2 separate regions of the Mus musculus genome follow, and region 1 is linked to region 2. A link is a loop called in an ENCODE intact Hi-C map of the cell type or tissue named here. Cell type or tissue: heart. All regions are shown on one strand. Each heading gives the region's core, and the rest is flanking DNA. Links, peaks and the distances in the headings are about the cores only.

The links. A loop is a pair of places that touch in the nucleus more often than their neighbours do. Peaks named below come from ENCODE experiments on the same cell type or tissue, not always from the same donor. Only the 100,000 strongest peaks of a DNase experiment are listed, where the experiment ranks them.
Region 1: a loop joins it to region 2, with 2.5 times the contacts of the local background. A loop is called at or near these places in 4 of 42 quality-filtered maps.

What each region holds. Positions count from the first base shown.
Region 1 is chr8:79,485,074-79,495,002 of GRCm38, forward strand. It overlaps LOC115487054 (a small nucleolar RNA gene), which reads left to right and starts at 7,705; the gene lies at 7,705-7,845. It also overlaps the pseudogene Gm39288. In heart, for the core only: a CTCF peak has its summit at 4,004 (motif pointing left); no DNase peak of the experiment used is centred there.
Region 2 is chr8:79,398,638-79,408,566 of GRCm38, forward strand. It overlaps Gm51578 (a long non-coding RNA gene), which reads right to left and starts at 6,664. Exons shown (of 3, transcript XR_003947567.1): 1 at 6,465-6,664; 2 at 6,033-6,116; 3 at 2,073-2,419. It overlaps Smad1 (SMAD family member 1), which reads right to left and starts at 791. Exons shown (of 7, transcript NM_008539.4): 1 at 616-791. In heart, for the core only: a CTCF peak has its summit at 5,414 (motif pointing left); no DNase peak of the experiment used is centred there.

The DNA of each region.
Region 1 (9,929 bases), core at 2,985-5,484, 85 kb after region 2:
TTTGTCACTTTGTCTTTCATGTGCCCCTGGACTTGTGTCTTCACTACTCAGACTTTATGGTCTAGGACTAACTTTGTTGGCAATAATGAAGTTCCCCCTCCGACAGGACAGTCAGCACTCACATCAAACATTTAATTGCTTCTGAACCTGGATCCCATGTGCTGTAGTCTTTATAAAAGAATGCCCACTGGAAATGATTTCAACTGGCTTCTTCGGAAATGATGGAGGCCATGCCAACATCTGGTGGGAAGCCCCAGCTACGTTTTACTTAAAAAAAAAAAAAAAAAAAAAAAAAAAAAACCTCTATAATTATCTTTTTATCCTTTGATTTCAAAGAAACTGCCCTTCTTCCTCTACCTCTGATGTCGCCTTTCCCCGGGTTCTAAGAGACTCAAGAAAATGACTCCCACCTTTTCCACACTCTTTCTACTTCTTCTTTCTAAAAAGTTGCTAAATGTTGCTAAGATTTGTTCAAGCACTGGTTTATACATGTACATTATGAAAAAAGTAAAAATACCAATGAAAATCCTACAACCTGCAATCACCATAATTAGTCTGTATTTATTAGTTGGGCATCTTATTTTCTTAGTGTGTGTGTGTATGTGTGTGCGCACACACACTCACACACACACACAGAGAATATGTAAGACACAATTCCTCAAAAACAAACAAACAAACAAAAATGCCTTTATATTTAACAATCAAATTTATTTTTATTCCTTTTTACAATCTAAAAAGAAAACTAAGAAATTCTGGGTGGCTGCTTCCATGACAAATACATATTACCTCATAAGAAAGACTAACTGTGAGTGTGAGGGAGAAAGACACTGTGCTGAGGTATCTACCTATCCTGGTTATGGTAAACTGTAGCTGCTGCACCTAGTCTCTGGCCTTGACGTCACAGAGAAGGAATGAACCATTGGTCCCCGACATCAAATGACAAGCAAGTCCTCATGTCGACAACGAAAGTTGCTTACTTTGCTGTCTACTCAGGCCTCGAACGTGGTTGGGTTTTTTTTAAATGAATTTCTAAAATTTATTAGCTATAATTTTGTTGCAAACTTTGGCGTTCTAGAATATTAGACTTCCTGTATCCTTTCCCGTCCTCTAGCCCCAAGATATTTAAGCTGTGGTCAACGGGTGCATCCTTCCCCCACGGCCATGAGGGAAAGGTGCTGGCACTTCTGCTGTAACAGTGTCAGCTAAACCCATTAACACAGAAAGGACCAAGGATGTGCAGCAAAGGACCACTAATGCAGCGGCAACTGTGTTTTAAAGTAACAGGTGTCACTTTTAAAGAATAATTTTAGGTTTAGAGAGCACACCGAGTCCAGAATCCGCACAGATGTTCCCAATGAATCCACATTTAACAGATGTATAAAAAGAAATAAAAGAACTTTTTTTTAAGGCATTTGCTTTATGATCTTCCTTTCAAAATTCTAACTAGGAGAAAAGCATTAGATGACTTCCCACAAAGCAATGTCCTAAAACAAATCTGACTAACACCTTTCAAAGTTGTCAAGGTCAAGGGGTAAAGAGGCAGGCTGAGAAACTCACAGCCAGGAGAAGCTTAGAGAGAGGTGACAAGGAAGTAAAAGAGCAGAACCAGAACAGGGGCAGAAATGAGGGAAATCACAACACACTCTCGAGCTGGGCTTCGCAGAACGCGTCACCCAGGGCTGGAAAGATGGCTTAGTTAAGAACACTGGCTGCTTTCCCAGGGAACCCAGATTTGACTCCCAATACCAATATTTTGGGTCATAGCCATCTATAACTCCGGTTCAGTGGGATCTGTGGCCACCAGGCACTCACATGGTTCACAGACAGGAAAAACATTCTTACCTATAAAATAAAAGTAAATCTTTTTTAAAGACCGTATTCGTAGTGGATCACTAATGGTGGCCAATGTACCAAACTAAGACAAGAGATTAGTAAAGGCTCACGTGTGTCAGTGGGGATTCTGAACGTGCTGAATTCTCTGCCCATCTTTCCTCTTAACCTGAAGCTGTGCTTTTACAATGACATCTATTAAATTTTAAAGCCCTGAAGAGCTGCTGGTGTGGGTCAGTGTTCACAGGCTAGAACCTGACAGCCATGATCGTGACCAGGGCAGCCAAAACTGTATCCACTCTAGGGGAAAGCTTATGTGTGCACAGCCTTCCCCTCTCCTCTACATCTTTTTGTTTCTAATAAGCTCATAAGCTCATCTTAGTGCCTGATGCCGTGCACATTCAGGATGCTTCTGTCCAACCCATCTCACTGAGCCACACACCAGTCTTCCACATAGAAACGTCCAGGAGCATGCCTTACCAATTATCACGGCATCTCGCCATCCAGTCACAATACACTAACCGCCACTGGACACTTCTGTAAGCATATAGAGGTCCCCAAATGTTTTCACAGCCTCTTCTTCCTCAGTAAAATGTCAATTTACCTCTAAAGAGAGTAAAGACAAACCACCAAAAATATCAGCAAATTATTCCACCAAACCAGAGTGTTCTAGAAAATGGCCTGCACTCAGTCATACAGCCAATGATCATTAGTTACTAAAGCAGACCCAGAAATGGAAACGCTGACAGCGTTGTCAGGAAAACTGCACATGGTGCTGTGAGTTAGAGGAAACACACAAGCCTCAGCCAGAGGTTAGCTGAACATGAGAACACTGTATGTCACGATGCCGTGACTTCTAGTCAAGTAGGCATAGGTCTCATCTGACCTGGTGAAAGGTCAGGCTGAGGCACAGTGGAGACTTTTGTAATCTTTACAGTCCAGAGTCTTTGGTCGCACCTTTCTGCTGCTAACAAATTTAGCTTTCAAGGCCCTTTCAACCCGGCACCCACTGATCTCTCCTGCCCACTTCCAGTTAGCCTCTCCTCTGTATGCCTCATGTGCATGAACTCTTCCTAGCATATAAAAGCCAGTTTTTATGTTTGTAGTTATTTTTCTTTCTCTAGGCTGTGAACATCTTGAAAGACAATTCCATCTCATTCATTGTCTCCCTGGGACTTGTCACAACACGTTCAAAACTTATTTGCTAAATAAAAAACAGAACTAAGCAAACATATAGACAAATAAAGATGTCAGATTGATATCCAAGCTCATGAAATCCTTCAGATAACTCAGAAGTTCCTCCCCTCCCCACCTTGCAAAACAAAACAAAATTAAAAATGCTCCTAAATTCTCTCTTGCTTCTTCTTCTTCCTGAAGACTGCTGCTGGTCCTCTACTCTCCAACACCGAGAACAGAGGCGGTGTTAGAAACAGCTGGGGTTAGGAAGGGCTGCACTTCATTTAGAGTTCTGCCTGGATGAGGAGATGGGGGCAGAAACCCTTCTACCTGGGCCTTGGCTCTGAGCTGTGCAGCAATGGGCTCTGGGGTGAGCAAAGCCAGGAGAAGCTAGGTCCCAGGAAACTTTAGGAAGTGGCTGAAGCAGAAGCAAAGAGCTTTTTAATAGTGAGGAAGAGGTACAAACTCACCACTTATTTGCCAAGGAAACTGAACCTGCAGTTGGGGTCATAGGGCAGGCAGCAGTGCTGGGACTCTGACCAAGGTCTGTCTCATTCATCCATACACACTTAGTCCGATTTCCTATTTGCCCTGAGTGCAGTACATCCCCTCCCCAGACTTCAGAGTTCCCCAGTGTTGTTAGACTGTGAATGTCAAACAACATTAGCAATAACGCCCAAGTGATGGGGAAATCAGAAGATAGAGCTGGGCCAACTCCACCCAGGGAAGTCTGCACCATCTCCCAAGGATCCTTTAGTTATAAAACAGAGACAGCGTTATATTTGCTTTCTGCTTCAAAGCACTGCAATGAGAACCAACTAGTTTGTGCCGATTTTTTTTCCTTTGCAGGTGAAAAGCTCTTTGTAGGAGCTGTCATTGTTATTCCACATCTCTTTTCCAAATGATAAAAAAGTATGTTGTAGGGTTATAGAGATATACCTACGTGATGACACACAACCACCTTGCCAGTTCTAGAGGGATCTTATGCCCTCTTCTGGCATCCATGGGCACTGCATGCATGTGATATCATATATATACATTCAGGCAAACACTGAATACATAAAAACAAATCTATTTTTAAAGTATACTAATGTTGTGGATTTGGCTTATTGCCTATAGTATGTTTATTGGGTTCCAAAATAGCACATCTGCATGTAAGATGCAAGGGTCTCTGCCCCAAGTTGGCTATAATTGGTAAACAAAGTTGCTGGCAGCCAATGGTTGGGCAGGAAGACATTTCCCAGGCAAGGGAACCCAGGGAATAAGAAAGATTTAGAATCGCCATGCTGGGAAATCAGAAGGATCAGGCAGGGGAGCTGCAGAAAACAGAGGAACAATCATATAAGGGCCAGGGAAAAGTAGCCCTAAGGGCCCTTGTCAACTGGGTCTGAGAGGAAATATAGATTTTAGTAAGTAATAATTCAGGAGTATTGGAGGGGAGGTGTTAGCAACATGGAAGTTTGGGAGTGGCCCAGCCATTGAGCTGCTTAGGGTATATTAAAAATAAGGCTGTGTGTCTGTCTTTCTTCCTTCCTTTCTTTCTTTCTTTCTTTCTCTCTCTCTTTCTCTCTCTCTCTCTCTCTCTCTTTCTCTCTCTCTCTCTCTCTCTTTCTTTCTTTTTAGGTATATAGACTACTTATTAACAGCAAAGGCCCAGAGACTCATTTCTTCTTGGATACACCCACAGTACAGCCCCTGCCATCTGCCCATATGCTGACCATGGACACGAAGGTCCCAAAAGTGGCACAGCTATGCGCTCAAATTTTCTTCAGCCGCTCCAGGTCTTCACACTAGACTTGTTGTCTAGACTGTTGGCCAGAACCTGGCTGTACTTCTCATCCTCCCATCCTTCTGTCTGTTCAGGAACCAGTCTGGGTTCTTGTACTGTCGCAGGTTCTGCATGATGGTGATCACTCGCTCCACTTCATCCTCCCTGAGTTCTCCAGCCCTCTTGGTGAGGTCAATGTCTGCTTTCCCCAATACCACATGAGCATATCTCCGCCCCACACCCTTAATGGCAGTGATGGAGAAGGCTATTTTCTGCTACCCATCAATGTTGGTGTTGATCACTTGCAAAATGTGCTGGGACTTCTCAGGGATCACTAAAGACAAGGTGACGGCAACCGCGGCGGTGTGTAGGCCTCTTGTGGAAGAGTGCGTGTATTTCATTCAAGAATCCACAACATTGGAGTGGTAGCAAGAAGCACAAGGAGAGTTAAGAGAGGATTAACCGCACTACTGTTGCGTACTATAGCAAGGAAATGCAGCACAGCCTGTTGTTACCTGTATCAATCTCTGCATGCTCACAGCTGCCATCACAGCGGTCTTGTCCTCGACAGCATCACTATAACAGTGGATGATGCTCTGCCAGGACACTGTGACTACAGTGACGTCATCGGGTGACCAGAGTTGCTCAGCTCCATTGTAATCTTACATAACCAGCTCCTGGCAGGTCTTTGATTCAAACAGCAGTTTGTGTTTTCCCTTTGGCCTGAACGTGACAAGTACTCAATAAATAGGAGTGAAGTTGATTCATTTTATGTCATTTATTAATTCGTATTTTTTGTGTATAAATTACCTACCCACATCAGGCATCAAGAATATCATCATTTGAGTAATTTAGTCTTTCCTAATAAAGTGCGTTCAAGCATGTATATTCATTTCTTGAGCAAGAATGGATAACCTTATGCCAAATCCTATCATTAGCCTGTCTAATACAGCAATCTGCCTCTAATAGAAGACTGTAGCTTAGACTCCTTGGGAAATCTCTCCTTCCCACACTTAACAAAGCTATGCATATCACTGCAGGTCCTCAACTGACTGACTACTCAGGAGGTCAGTTAATGATCTGCTCCATCTGCTTGACGACCCTTGTTGTGGCGTTTACGTCACCCCAATGTTCCCTAGCAACTGAGAAAGAATCCACCACACCCCCATTTCTTGATCCTATTCTGGAGATCTGGAACCCTGGGGGGCAAAGCATTCTTTTATCTTTATTTCCTGTTAGTATTAAACTGGTAAAATCAAGAGCCGGTGGTATTTCTTAAGCTTTTCTGGCTGGAAATGGGTGGAAAAGAGTCTAATTGCTGGCTGCGAAGAGGGAAAAGAGGAAAGAGGCATGTCTAAGCAGAATCTGCGAATGATCTGAGGTCTGCCCTCTACCTGGGATGCTGCGGCTGCCTCAGCACTGTAATATGTATTTATAGCCTCAGACCTGCCGCCCTTTGACTCTCTCTCCTTCCCTTCCTACTCTGCTTCTAACCTAGACAACACCATCCCAAAAACCTTGCACTGCCTGGCTGGGGGATCAATGTGTTTCCGGCACATTTTAAACTCTGCTTCAGAAAAGTGTTCTGTGTCAAACGTCTGCTGTTGGACATTCCAGAGCTTACGAGCCTTTATGACTCATCGTGAAAGAGACAGTGCTTTGCTTCTATAAAGCGGAGTAGTCAAATTTGGTGGTGTACTCCTCGATGAGAAATTCAAGGTCACCCTCATCTGTACAGGGGACTTTAAGGCTAGCTAGTTCTCAAAAACAAAAGGAGGAAGAGGCAGAAGCAGAAGCTGCAGACAATGATAAAGAAGAAAAAGAAGAAAAGGAGTAATTTCAAGGTAATATTAAAAATTCCACCTTCCCTTAAACACATTTCAAACACTACAATTGGAGCAGTAGAATAAATGGAGGGTTCTTCTTCGCTTTGAAGGCTTGAAGACCAGCCTTTCACTTCAACTCCCTTGAGTTATGCATCATTGAACAGATGCTGGCCCTTGGAGGAGCCAGGAAGCCAAGGGCCTGTCATCGCATCCAAGTGTCAAACTATACATTTGTTCTACTGAGGTCCTTCTGTCTCTTGTCCCCATAGACACAAGGAAGCATTGCCCAGATGGTTCCCATTTGTCCCTTCAGCAATCAGTGTCAGTCAGGGAGGAAGAGGAAATGGAGTAGGAGTAATATCCTGAGTTCTGAGGGTGGCCTTCAGACCACACAACACAGACAGGTCAAGTGAACAGAAAGAAGAGGTAAAAAGGAAAGGAAAGGACATGGCTCCTAGGTATGGTGGGAGGCGGGGTTATTATAGATATGTGGGAGAGCTTAGCCAGGAGCAGGCACATCTGGGGAACGGGGCAGGGGGACAGAGAGGAACCAAGTATGGCAGCCAGAAGAAGAGAGAGGGGGGCACAGAGACAGGAGGTAACCAAAATGTCGGGATTATATTGGAAAGAGCTTCTGGCGGAAGAGCAGCCAAGCCGCCAGGCTGGAAAGTTCAGAGTAGAGAGAAACAGGTAGGTACATTTAGGGACACCGGGAGAACATGAAGGTCAGATCTGCTTTGATGTGTTAAATAGTCACCTCAGCTGCTTGTCCCAAGTTAGACACTTAACAAAGAGTTCTGGGGCTAGATTATGACGTGTGACTTGTATTGTGGTCCTAGGGCACCAGAGGAAGAGGGTTTCCATGTAAGCCGCAAATTGAGCACTATGCCAAAATCTAACCAGCAAAATGGGGCAGGAGACAGCACAGTGGAAGGGCACTTGCCTGATGGCCAGAGTGTGATCCCTGGGGCCCACATAGAAGGAGAGAAGAGACTTCAGCAAGTTGTCCTCCGACTTTCACATGTGCACTCTGACATACAGGTGACCTTTCCCAAAATAAATACATGTAATTCCAAAAAGCAAACAAACAACTTAATATCTCCTCACCACTGGCAATGGGCAAAGAGATACCTTGGTGGTGGTGTTCTTTTATCAGTCAGGGGCAGAACAGATGGCAGTCCTCTGTTTATCCTAGTTTGATGCCTGCCTTGATGGCCAAAACTGTCTTATGCCTAGGACTCAATCAAATCAAATTAAACCAAATCAAATCCATGCAGCCCAGGGAAGGAGGAGGAAGACAGAGACCTATGGACCTCCGTGCCACCCACAGCCCTGCTCTTCAGCACACAGCACAGGTGTCCCATAGATACCTGCATGCTGCCACCAGCATGGAAGGGAAGTATCACCCAGGGCACACCAGCTGTGTGTCCAGCTTGCAGTAGGAGACACCACAGTGTGTATGTGTGCCGGTCAGATGAGAGAGAAAGAAGTGGAGCAGCTTGAGCATTATGGAGATGGAACTGGAGACTGGAGGGTGGAGAGGAGCAGTCTGCTGTGAGTGGCCAGCCCTGTCACCTGAGGGCCATGTCTCAGTCCATGCCTATGCAGTGGCAGGGGTTAGTGTCGACGTGTATGGTGCATATTACCACTAGAGAGCATGAGGATGTTGCTGGTTGGGGAGGCAGCAGCATGGATGCCATGGGAATGTGCAGAACTGGCCCTTCTCCTCACAGGCTGCAGTGCTCTGGAGAGATGGCCCTGTGTCTCACCTAGGCAGCACAATGTGACTATTCCTAGTGGCAGGGTGTGGGTAAGCCAGCCCCAAGGGTGTGAGAGTGGAACAGCTGACCCTGACACTTGACTGCTGGGGAAGGAGGTGGCAATGTGTTCAGAGGTGATACCCCACACTGCCCCTTGCCACCTCCAGCAGTCAGTAAAGCTGTCTACTGGGTCATGGGTTTAGGTGAGCTAGCTCTGCTCCTCACCAGCTGCACCACCCAGGAGAGCAGACCCTGCACCTTGCCTGTACAGCACAGCAGAGCTGACCCTGGGGACAGGGGCACAGGTGAGCCAGCTCTGAGGATGAGAGCTCAAGCAACTCACCTGCCATCTGCCATGAGGTGGTTTGAGTGTGGGTGTGATGCCTTTCCTTCGCCCTTGGCCCTCACCATTTGCAGCAGTTGGGAGAGCTGGCTCTGTGGTCATCAGAGCAGGAGAGCTATTCCTGCCTCTTGCCAGCCACAGCACTCCAGACAGTGGGCCCTGCACTTTGCCTGGCTGACACAGTAGAGCTGACCCTGATTAAGGAGGAGTAGGTAAGCCAACCCCAAGAACAGAGGAGGGAGAGCTGGCCCTGCTACTCATCTGCTGTGAGGTGGTGCGGCTATGAGGTGAGGCCGTCCCCACCTCCTGCCCTTCACCACCTGCTATAGTTGGAAGAACTGGCACTGGGGCCCTGGGAACTGGTGAGCTGTCCCTGTCCCTTGTTGGCTGCAGCACTCAGGAGAGCAGGTCCTGAGCCTCTCCTAAGGAGTACACCCATCTTAGTCAGACAGGGATAGTTTATTGAGAATTCACCCAGGACTGATTGATCAGGGCCACAAACCAGACTAGGGAGCTGACTTCAGCCCTGAACCAGGATCCTACATGGCTTTTAAACTTGAAATACACAACATCTGTGCCAAGTTATTTCACCAATCAGGATTTAGGGATAGGGAACCGTCCTTAGGAACATGTCTTTGTGGTTCACTTACCCTGTTCTCATTGGTAGGGGTATTTCACTGTGGTGGGGTGACTTGCCCTGTCTAACATTTATGTCCAAATTTGCCAACAGGGGTCTCAGTTACCCACGTACATGTCTCTTTCTGCCAAGTAGGATGTCAATTCCCAGGGAGGTCTTGGGAACTTAAAACTTTATTTGACCCCTACTCAAAATTGAAGTCTTATTCCAAATAGCTTCTTATATCGGTGCAGGTGTCTCTCTTATGTTGGGGTCCATCCCAGGGGCAGCTTATAAAGGCAAAGACCAAAAAAGCTCAGGCATAGATGCAGGAAGTACGGCTGGGCAGGTGGTTCAGATCCAAGCTTATTGCAGCTAACTGTACAAAGCAGTTCTAACAGATCTCTATTGTGATTGGTTTCCAAGAACATCAACACATAGACCATAACATAATATGCAATCAACTTTCATGAGAAAGTTTCCTAGTAACAGTAATATCAGCATGAAATGGCTGTCTAGACAGGCAGCAGTTACCAAGGCCTTAGCACTCAGATACCACCCAGGCCCAGATCCAAGGCTCTGAGTTGCCCACCCCTCGCCCAAACCTTTA
Region 2 (9,929 bases), core at 4,281-6,780:
CAGGGGGTGTAGGCGGAAGGGGGCGGGGGGGGGGGGGGGGAGACGCGAGGCCGCCAGACCTTTGAATAAATCAGAGGGAACTACGCTACGAACTTTCCTTAACCCCGATCCCCAAATCAGGCTGTGTGGGGACCCACAGGGGTGCGCGCGTCCATCCAGGGAGACCCGAGCTGAGCGCAGCGCTGTCCCCGCGAGGGTCCGCAGGCCGGGGCGGGGACACAATGGGGCTGCGGCCCGATGCGGAACGGGGGTCCCCGGAGAACTGGACACGCCCGACAAAGACGCGGGGAGGCAGGGAGGTCTGGCGGCAGGTTCGCGGCCGCGAGGCGCCATCATGGGGGGGGGGGGGGACTGCGTCCCGGAGCTCGTCCCAGATTTCCTTCAGCGCGGGTCCCCCGAGTCCTCCCGGATCCTCCCCGGAGCCCGTCCCAGATCGACCCCAGAGCCCGCCCAGAATCCCCTCGGAGCCTGTCCCCGATCCTCCCCCGGAGCCCGCCCGGGATGCCCCCCGGAGCCCGCCCAGGATCCCCCCCTGGAGCTGGTCCCTGTCCCGGTGCGCCCCGCGCGGCACAGGACAAGTCTGTCTCGAGTCGGCTCGGGTACGCTCGGCTTTACCGGCTCGGCGGCGCGCCCATCCGCAGGGACGCACGAGACCCGGCGCCGGGTCCCGTGCTCCGATCCGCTCCCGGCCGCCGTCCCCGCGCTCTGCTTAGCTCCGGGCCGCCGTCCCCGCGCCTCGGCCCCGGCCTCGCCTTGGTGCGCCCGCTCGCTCCCCGAGCCTGGATTGATCTGGTCGCGCTGGCGTCAGGCAGTCGGAACCGCCCAGCCTCCACAGCCCGCCTGCCAATACCCGGCGCACAACCCGCCTGCCGCTTGCCCTCGCTCACACGCGCACCGCGCGCGCCCGCTGCCGCTTAGGGATCCTCTCCAAATTACCGGCCCGCGCCTTCCTCTGACTCTAGTCCCTGCCTAGCTGCCAGTCAAATTCCAAAGCCTGTGTTATTTTCTGAAAAGTTCTCGAACACGACCATCGAGCCCACTCAGTCGTCCTAAAAACGCATTTTTAAAGGCCCTGCAATCACTGACTCAGTGATTTACCGGCCCTTCATGTAGCATGAGCCTCAAATTGGCTGACCTGTTAACTACTAGGTAGATACATTTATTTCCAGTATGTACCCTTCCTGCGGCAAATGACAGAAACCATTTGTATGTTTGTTAAAAGGTCTCGTAGCCCAGGATGACCTCGAACACGCTTTGAAGGGGAAAAGGCCTTGAACTTCTCTTCCTCCAGCCTCCACATCCTCAGTGCTGGGATTACAGGGCTGCACATATTTTTATTTATAAGGTTCTGGGAATCATCGAACCCATGGCCTTATGCATGCTGGACAAGAACTTTACAACTGAACTTCCTTGCTTTCTTGTTTGCCTGGAAATGAGATCTCTCTCTACAGACCAGACTGGCTTTGGACTGGGAAATACCCTTTTAGTACTGTAAATTTGGGTGCAATCTTTTAGATAACAGTTTTGCCCCTATTCCCACCCACCCCCCCAAAAAAACCCACAAAACAAAAATACACACACACACACAAAGGAACTCACATCTTACTGATCTGTTCAGACACCAAAAACACCTTCTTGAAACAATCAACTTTTTTTCTTGGTCAGTTTCTGGAAGTTGGCATGGAATCTTGAACACTTATCATAATGTTGAGTTATGTTTAGAGAAGAACTATTCTAGGAGTAAATGCCCCACAAACCAAAAAAAGAAAAAAATCATTGCCCGCAATATAAAGAAATACCAAAGGCCACTACAAATTAATGACACTCTCCAATTATTCCTGTACCTTTACATGCTTAGCACTCCACTTAAAATTCTTATTAATTATTTAAGTATTATATCTGCATTACATATTTAATTATTCAAAGGAAATGCAACAAATCCCATAAACCCATAAAATGCCATTTATAAATTATACATAAGAATATTCCTGCTAATTAAATTTCTTTCTTCATTAAACTATTTGAGCACTTACTGGTCAATTCTTGGATCTCATCTTATTTTCCTTAAAAGCAGCATTTGACATAGTTGGTTGCTCTCTGGTCCCTTGGGCAACAGTTGGAGTGAGCCTGGCTTAAAGCCACTCAGGGCCATTTCCCTCCCCTGTACAGACCCTCTGTAGATGAAAAGAGTGAGGTATATCCATACATGGGAACATTACTCAGCCATAGAAAAGGAAAGAAGCACTTCCCCTGCCTCCCAGGGTGGAATGAGAGCCTCTGTCCCATCCTCAGCACAGAATAAACCGGGTGGGATGGTGCTGGCCTCTAATGCCCACCCTCTGGGCTGGAGCAAGGTCAGAAGTCCAAGGGCATCCTTGGCTATATAGTAACTTCAAGACCACCGTGGCCTCTGTGAGACCTGTCTCAAAAACAAAACAAAACAACCAAGTATTAGACATTCTGCCAAATGAACTTGCTTCCTTCATGCAAGATGCTCATAGTAGACAAAGCCATGGAACAGAATAGGAAAACCTGGGATTACAGTGTGGGGTGCAGGATTGAAAGACCTAGGAGGGTCTCTAAAGGATTCCAAAATAAGATTAATAATAAAATCAGGTAGTTACACAACTGTGTGGATATAGCAAAAGTCATATGATTGTACATTTTGAATAGCTACATTCTATGATTGTAAATTTTATCCAAATAGTGCTGTTTTTTTTTTTAATTGCAGGCATCTAAAGGCAGTGCATGTTTCTTGTTTAAGTCCTGAAGGGAGGTCTGGAGGGATGCCTTAGAAGTTAAGACCTGTCTGCTCTTCCAGAGGGTCCTGGGTTCAACTCCCAGCAACCACAGGACAGCTCATAACCATATCTCCAGTTCCAGGACATCCAATACCCTCTTCTGTCCTCCAGGGCACCAGGCCAGACACACCAGGGAAGGCCTTGTTGAAACATGCATAATATAAGTGAAGACATGGAGACACATACCAGCAAAGCACCATACACATATAATAAAAATAAACAAAAAAATCCTAGGGAGATATACAATGGCATCATGCAACTGTTCATTAAAGTAATTTATAGCACCACAGATGGCCTTTCTTAGTGCATGACTACTGTCCCTAAATGATAGTTACTAATACTATGCACATTATAAATTTTTATTTTACTCCATGCAGATTATTTCTTTAAATGGTAATAAAATTTTGGATACTCTTTCAAAATGGGCATTTTTGAGACAGTTGTAAATTGTGATTAACCTCATTATTAAAGTCATTTTGTTTGTTAAAAAAACAAAAACAAAAAACAAAACAAAAATCAACTGACTTCCCACTTCTCTCAGAATAACCATTTTACCACATGGAGGTCATGCACAATCTACCTTCTGTTTGCCATTCTCTCCCACCCCAGCCTAGTCTTTCTCTCTTCTCTTCCCAGTGCCATCCTGGCCACCTCCATCTTGCAGATCAGTCTGGACACAGCTTCACCTGAGTGTATGGCCATACCCTCCCTGGACAGCCCTTCCCAGAGACGTCCATGCAGCTTTGCCCATCCGCACCCGCGCCATCACTCATAGCGTGCCGTGAGGCCCTCCCTGGCCAGTGTCTGACATTCACTTGTACTACTCAGTTCCATGCTCAAATGTGCTCTTTCTTGCTGCTAGCATGCTTGGTCACCCTTCCTTTATTGTTAGTAGATATCTTAGCTAACCAGAGAAATGGGATAACTCATGCTTTTGAGGTTTTGGCTTGTTTGTTTTTGCCTGCTTCCATTCCTCAGTGCCATCAGAGCCTAGCTTCTTTAGCCTTCCAATGTACACTGAAAAGCAGCACTCCTCCAGGCCTTCAGCCACAGGCTCGAACTAACGGAGCATCCAGCCTGTGTACTGCCAGCTAATGACTCCCTATAGTGCTGATGACCGTGGTTGGATTGCCCACACCCTTCACACAATCCAATTGAATAAATTCCTTTCATAACATATATTTATCATATTCTGTTCTTCCAGAAACCCTTGACTAATACAGTTCCCGTCCCTCCTAGCAGAGGAAAGGGCAGTTCTGCTTCACAGACTCGTGGAACATCAGAAGCCAGAACAGTAGTGCAGGGAGAAGAAGCCAAGGCTGGGAGGGAAGGCGGGGAGGCCCAGGTGTACCAGACTAGCAGGTGCAGAGGTGTGAGCGCCAGGGAGGTCTTGTCCTGCTTCCCCCTCTCTATGAACAGACCCAGGACTGCTTCCAGAGAATGGGACAGGGTGTCTGGGAGGCTAGTGGGTAGATGAGAGGCGAGTTCCAGACTGTCATCTTCTCAGAGTCAGAAAGCACAGGAAGTAGGGAAATATGGTGGAAATGCCAGGCCACACTGCTGAGTACCCATCTGAGGTTAGCCATCAAAACTTAAAGCAAACCCAGGCAGCCAGCTTCACTTAACTGAAGCCGGACCAGTTAAGTGTCCCAAAAGCTGGGACTCTGCCAGTGAGTGTGATGGAAGGGAGTCAGGCACTAGAGGGCAGAGACAAAGGAGTGACCACAAGCACTGAGTGGTGATGAGCAAGGAGAGAGGGTGACATGATGGGACGGTGATAGGATCTGTGGATTGCCGGTCTCTGTGGGGCTTGTGGGTCTCTCAAGTTGAGGGCCATTCTCAAAGAACAGTTTGAGAAAGGGGCGCTTGAATGCTGGGACAGTTTGGAGGTAATTGCGCCCCCCCCCCCCAGGCCTGGGGGTGTGTGTGGCACTACTTGTTGAAGTAGGTGTGGCCTTGTTGGAGGAAGTGTGTCACTGTGGAGGTGGGGCTTTGAGGTCTTCTATATGCTCAAGCCACTCACAGTGGGACAGCTTCCTTCTGCTGCCTACAGATCAAGACGTGGAACTCTTGGCCTCTCCAGCACCATGTCTGCCATGCTTCCTGCCATGAGGATAATGGACTAGACCTCTGAAACTGTAAGCCAGCTCCAGTTAGATATTTTCCTTTATAAGAGTTGCTGTGGTCATGATGTCTCTTCACGGCAATAAAGCCTAAGTAAGGCAGAGTTTACTGAGCTGGAGGACACAAGACTAAACCCTGGAAAGGCCTGGTCTCAGTCTCAGCACATCCCCATGAAGTACAGGACATCCTCAGAATCTTTAGATGACACCATAACCTACTGAATTACGGGTGTGAGGAGGGCGGTGAAGACAGCTGCAGATTTTGTGTTCGCTGTTTGCCTGGCATTGTTTTAAGCCCTCTGTACAAGTTATTAATCCCTCAAGCAACACACGGAGGAGCCAGAAAGTTGACTCAGTAGTTTGGAGCACATAGTACCCTTGCAGAGGACCTGAGCTTGGTTCCTAGCGTCTACACTGGGTAGCTTCCATCATCCTGCACAGCTAACTCCGGGAGATCTGACGCCCTCTTCTGGCCACCACAGATGCCTACATGCAAGTGATCAGGCCCTCCCACATACATACATATAATTAACAATAAAAATAAATCCTTCTAATATGGATGTCATTATTTCTGTTTTGCAGATGAAGAGCTAATGTGCCAACTGCTAAGTGACTTGCCGCTGGTCCCACAAGTGTGCTGATGCCCTCATGGTCCTCAACATGGCCTCTCCTTGTAGCCTGCATACAACAGGTAGGCCTTTTCCCAGATTTTCACAGTGCTGTGCTTAGAGGAGTTTCTGTCTCCAAGCCAAGAGTTTTAGACAAACACACATCAACAGAACAATGAGTTTTTGAAAGTGACTGTATGATCTTTTTAAATTTTTCAATAGTTTTGTGTTCAGTGGCAATCTCCCTTTGGTAGGTCTGTGTCCATTGAGACAGAAGAAGAATGAGTTTGCCTACTTTTAATACAATGCCTGAAGAAGCCATGGCTTATGGAAGACCCAAGGGAGAAGGCCAGGGGCTGTGAGACAACTCAAAGTCATTAAAACAGAGTACTCTGCCAGTCTCCTGGCTTTTCTTTCTTGGCTAGTTACAGATGGCCGCTGCAGCCTCGGTAGAAGAGGAGATCTGAGCCTGAAACTCCTTTAAGAAAGCTGCTACTTACCAGTACCACCTGTGACTGGCTGTCACCACTCCTACAGTCTCTGCCAGCACTCTCTGCCAGCCACTCTCCTGCGGTCGTTCCTATCTTCGAGGAAGAGTGGAGAATATCCTTTTAAAATCTGGATCCTTTTCCCCGTGGAAGAAGGTGGAGGGTAAATACAGCAATGTGCTCAGACGGCTTGCCCCGGATCATGAGCCTTGGAGGGTATGTGTGGGCAGGGGCGGGGGTATGTACTATGTGTGCACATGCCTATATTCAAATGTGCTTCCATACTTACTGTTAGGGATCTTTCTCTATCACAGTCCGTTTTTCTGTGACACTTTTCCTGGCCAAATCTTAAGCCCACCCTTTCATCTAAGATGACTGGCTAGAGAGCTCTTGAGATCTATCTGTCTCTACACGTCCCATCCCCCACCCCCAACCTGTGGTTACCTGCATGGGCAGCCATAGGCTTTACATGGGTGCTGAAAAATCAAACTGGGGTCCTTTTGGTACAGCAAGCACCCTTACCTACAAACCTGTCCTACCAGGCCCAGTTTGCAAGTCTTTTACAGACCTATTTAGCGAGTTACTCATGGTGCTAATGAATACATCAACAACAAAATGAACAAATGCCACCGTGAGCTAAGGTCCTTCCGGCTCTCTTTAGAAAGCTGGTTGTTAAACATTTACCAGCACACCACAATCAGGCAAGCTACCAGGACTTCCTGCTGCAAAAGGCTCCCCTCCCCCCTTCATCAGTTATTTCTGACTTGTGAGTCCGTTGTATTAATGATCAAGCAGATAAACTTTGAAGTGTTCACCATAATATGCCCCCTTCTTCCTTACATAATGGTTCTAGGCTCATCCATTTTTATTGACTTCTATTCTTCCCTTAGAGAATGTTCAGCGGTCTTTGCTAAGTATGTTAGTAGATCCTTACAGCTGTTGACATTTCTGTTCAAGGGAGTTGTTGTTCTTTTGGTTTCTGTTTGTTTGTTTTTAGGCTTTTCTAGACAGGATTTTTCTAGGTAGCCCTGGAACTGACTCTGTAGACTAGGCTGACCTTGAACTCACAAAGACCAGCCTGCCTCTGCCTCCCGAGTGCTGGGACTAAAGTGTGTACCACCACCACCAGGCTCTAAAGGTTTTTTGGTTTGTTTTTTTTTTTTTTAAATATCCTGAAATACTATTCTAGTAAGATTCAAGCACGCTCAGAAAATGCCTCTGATTTTAAGTTCAAGCTGTCACTAAGACAATTCAGTTTTCTAAGTGAAGGGGTAATCTGACTCAAGCATGTCACACCATTTAAAATGATTTCTGCTTTCAAAAACCATTCCTGTGCCTTTACCCAGCACTTTGGAGACAGAGGCAGGCAGATCTCTAAGAGTTCCAGGTAAGTCTGGTCTATACATTGAGTTCCAGGCCAGCCGGAGCTATGTAGTGAGACCTTAGCTCGAAAAATAAAACTAAAATAATCTGAAAAAGGTATGACGTGCAATGTTGTTTTACCTTCGTAATAAGGAAAAGGTGTGGCCTGGTGTTGCTGTTTGTTTGTTTGCTTGCTCTGCTCTGCTCTGCTCTGCTCTGCTCTGCTCTGCTCTGCTCTGCTTTCTGGTACGGTGAAAGTTAATTTCAGGGAGGAGGCTTCAGGTCAGTTCCAGCTCAGAGCCTCTGGAACCCATAACTGAAGTTCATGTGGGTGTTGAGGGCCATTTCCAGAGCTAGGAGGCTATTGTGGGGGTCAGAGCTAGGGGACAATAGAGGGTCATTGCTGGGTCTAGGGAGATCATCATGAGGGGGTTCTTGGGTGCTGAGGGGCTACCTGGAGGTTTCACTCTGTAGCTCTGGCTGCCCTGGAACTTGATGTATAGACCATACTGGGCTGGAACTCACAGAGACATGCCCACCTCAACAATAGGACTTACCTTCCACCTCTGGGGAGCAGCCAATGACAATCGCAACAGTCTGTTTGGGGAATCTGCTGGACAATCTTGACCAATAATTTGAAAGGGGAACTCTCACACCTGGTGTTCCGGTATTTCATAGATGGTCTTTGACTCTTAGTGGGAACATTTTAGGTACAGATGGGAAATTTTCATTTAAACTATCTATGCTTATTTGTACACTGATTTAGAGGTGTTATTGGCTTTTTTAGGCAGATAGCTAATACTATGACCCCTCATGACTTGTTCAGACATTCTCACTGTTACTTTATGTGCCCACCCCTGTCCCTATTTAGACTCCCACTCTGCTGTCCCCATTTTCTGCTTCAGAGTACGAGTGCCTTGCTACTCCCCACCCCATTTACCCTTTAGGCCTCTCTATTGCCCCTTTAACCCCTGCAATGACCCCTTTATTCCCCTCCAGCCCCTCCAGTGGCCCCTCTATTGTTTCCCCGGCCTTCCAGTCCCCCCTATTCCCTCTTAGCCCGCCCCAAAGACTCCCAATCCCCACAATGCCCCCCCAGCTCCTGAAATGACCCCCTTAGTCTCCACAACAGTCCTTCAATGACTCCCTAGTCCCCACAATGCACCCACCCCTATAATAGCCCCCTAGCCCCTGCAATGCCCCCGCTATTGCTTCCAATGCAATGACCCCTTTTTACTTTGCTGGTTTCTGTAGTTACTCTAAGTTGAAAGTGTAAAATTTAGTATGACCCTTCACAGCTTCCATTCTGTCTCAGTCAGGGTTTCTATTCCTGCACAAAACATTATGACCAAGAAGCAAGCTGGGGAGGAAAAGGTTTATTCAGCTTATACTTCCACATTGCTGTTCATCACCAAAGGAAGTCAGAACAGGAACTCACACAGGGCAGGAAGTTGGAGGCAGAAGCTAATGCAGAGGCCACGAAAGGGTGCTGCTTGCTGGCTTGCTTCCTCTGGCTTGCTCAAATTGCTTTCTTATAGAACCCAGGACTACCAACCCAGGGATGGCACCACCCACAATGGGCTGGGCCCTCTCTCCTTGATCACTAATTGAGAAAATGCCTTACTGTAGGATCTCATGGAAGCATTTCCTCAAGGGAGGCTCCTTTCTCTGTAATAACTCCAGCTTGTGTCAAGTTGACACACAAAAACAGCTAGTACTCATTCCAAATGCCAATTCTAACTTATTTTCAGTGTGTGTTATTTTTATTATTTGCAAGGATTTTATTTTAAAAATTCATTTAGAAAAGCAAACATATATGCAAACATTTGCTTACTCCCCTAAGTGTGAGGTTGAACCAGAGAGCAGAGGTAGAAATCTAAGCGAGACTATGCGGTGTCTTGAAAGACGTGGTCTTAGCCCGGTGGCCAGCTTGGCCTGCCTGTCATACACCTCCAGCTAAGCTCGGTCTCCAGCAGCAGTACAGGGGCAGAGGAACACACTATTTCATATGGGGTTGGACAAGCAGGACCTCCCTCACGGGATGGTGTCTTCCTCCTGGTATCCTCCAGGATTGCCCACTCTGTATCAACACTCACCTGAGTGTCTCATTTCTCTAGAGAAAGATTAGCAGTGCACTTGCCCATCCAAGACAAACTTAGCAGGTTGGTTTGTTTGTTTGGTTTTTACCCAAATGAACTCAGGGATAGTCTCATTTGTCTAAATAAAACTCTCTAAAGATTGGACTTTTAGAAGATCAAATTTGTTTTAATTTTATTTATTTAAATCAAATTTAAATTTGTCATGGTTGTATCATCCCAAAAGCCATTAGCATTAGAGAAAGAATAGATGAAAAAGTTATTAGAGGAAGTCCTGACAAGAGAGAGAGAACAAGATTTTATCTAGTGAACATTTATTGAGTTCCTGTTGTATGCTAGACACAGCCTTGAACTGTCTGTGTTGTATAAAGGCTTCATTCTGGATTGTTGGTTGTCGCTGGGGACACAATGATCAAAGGACATAGGTTAAGACATGGTCATTTAAAGTGTC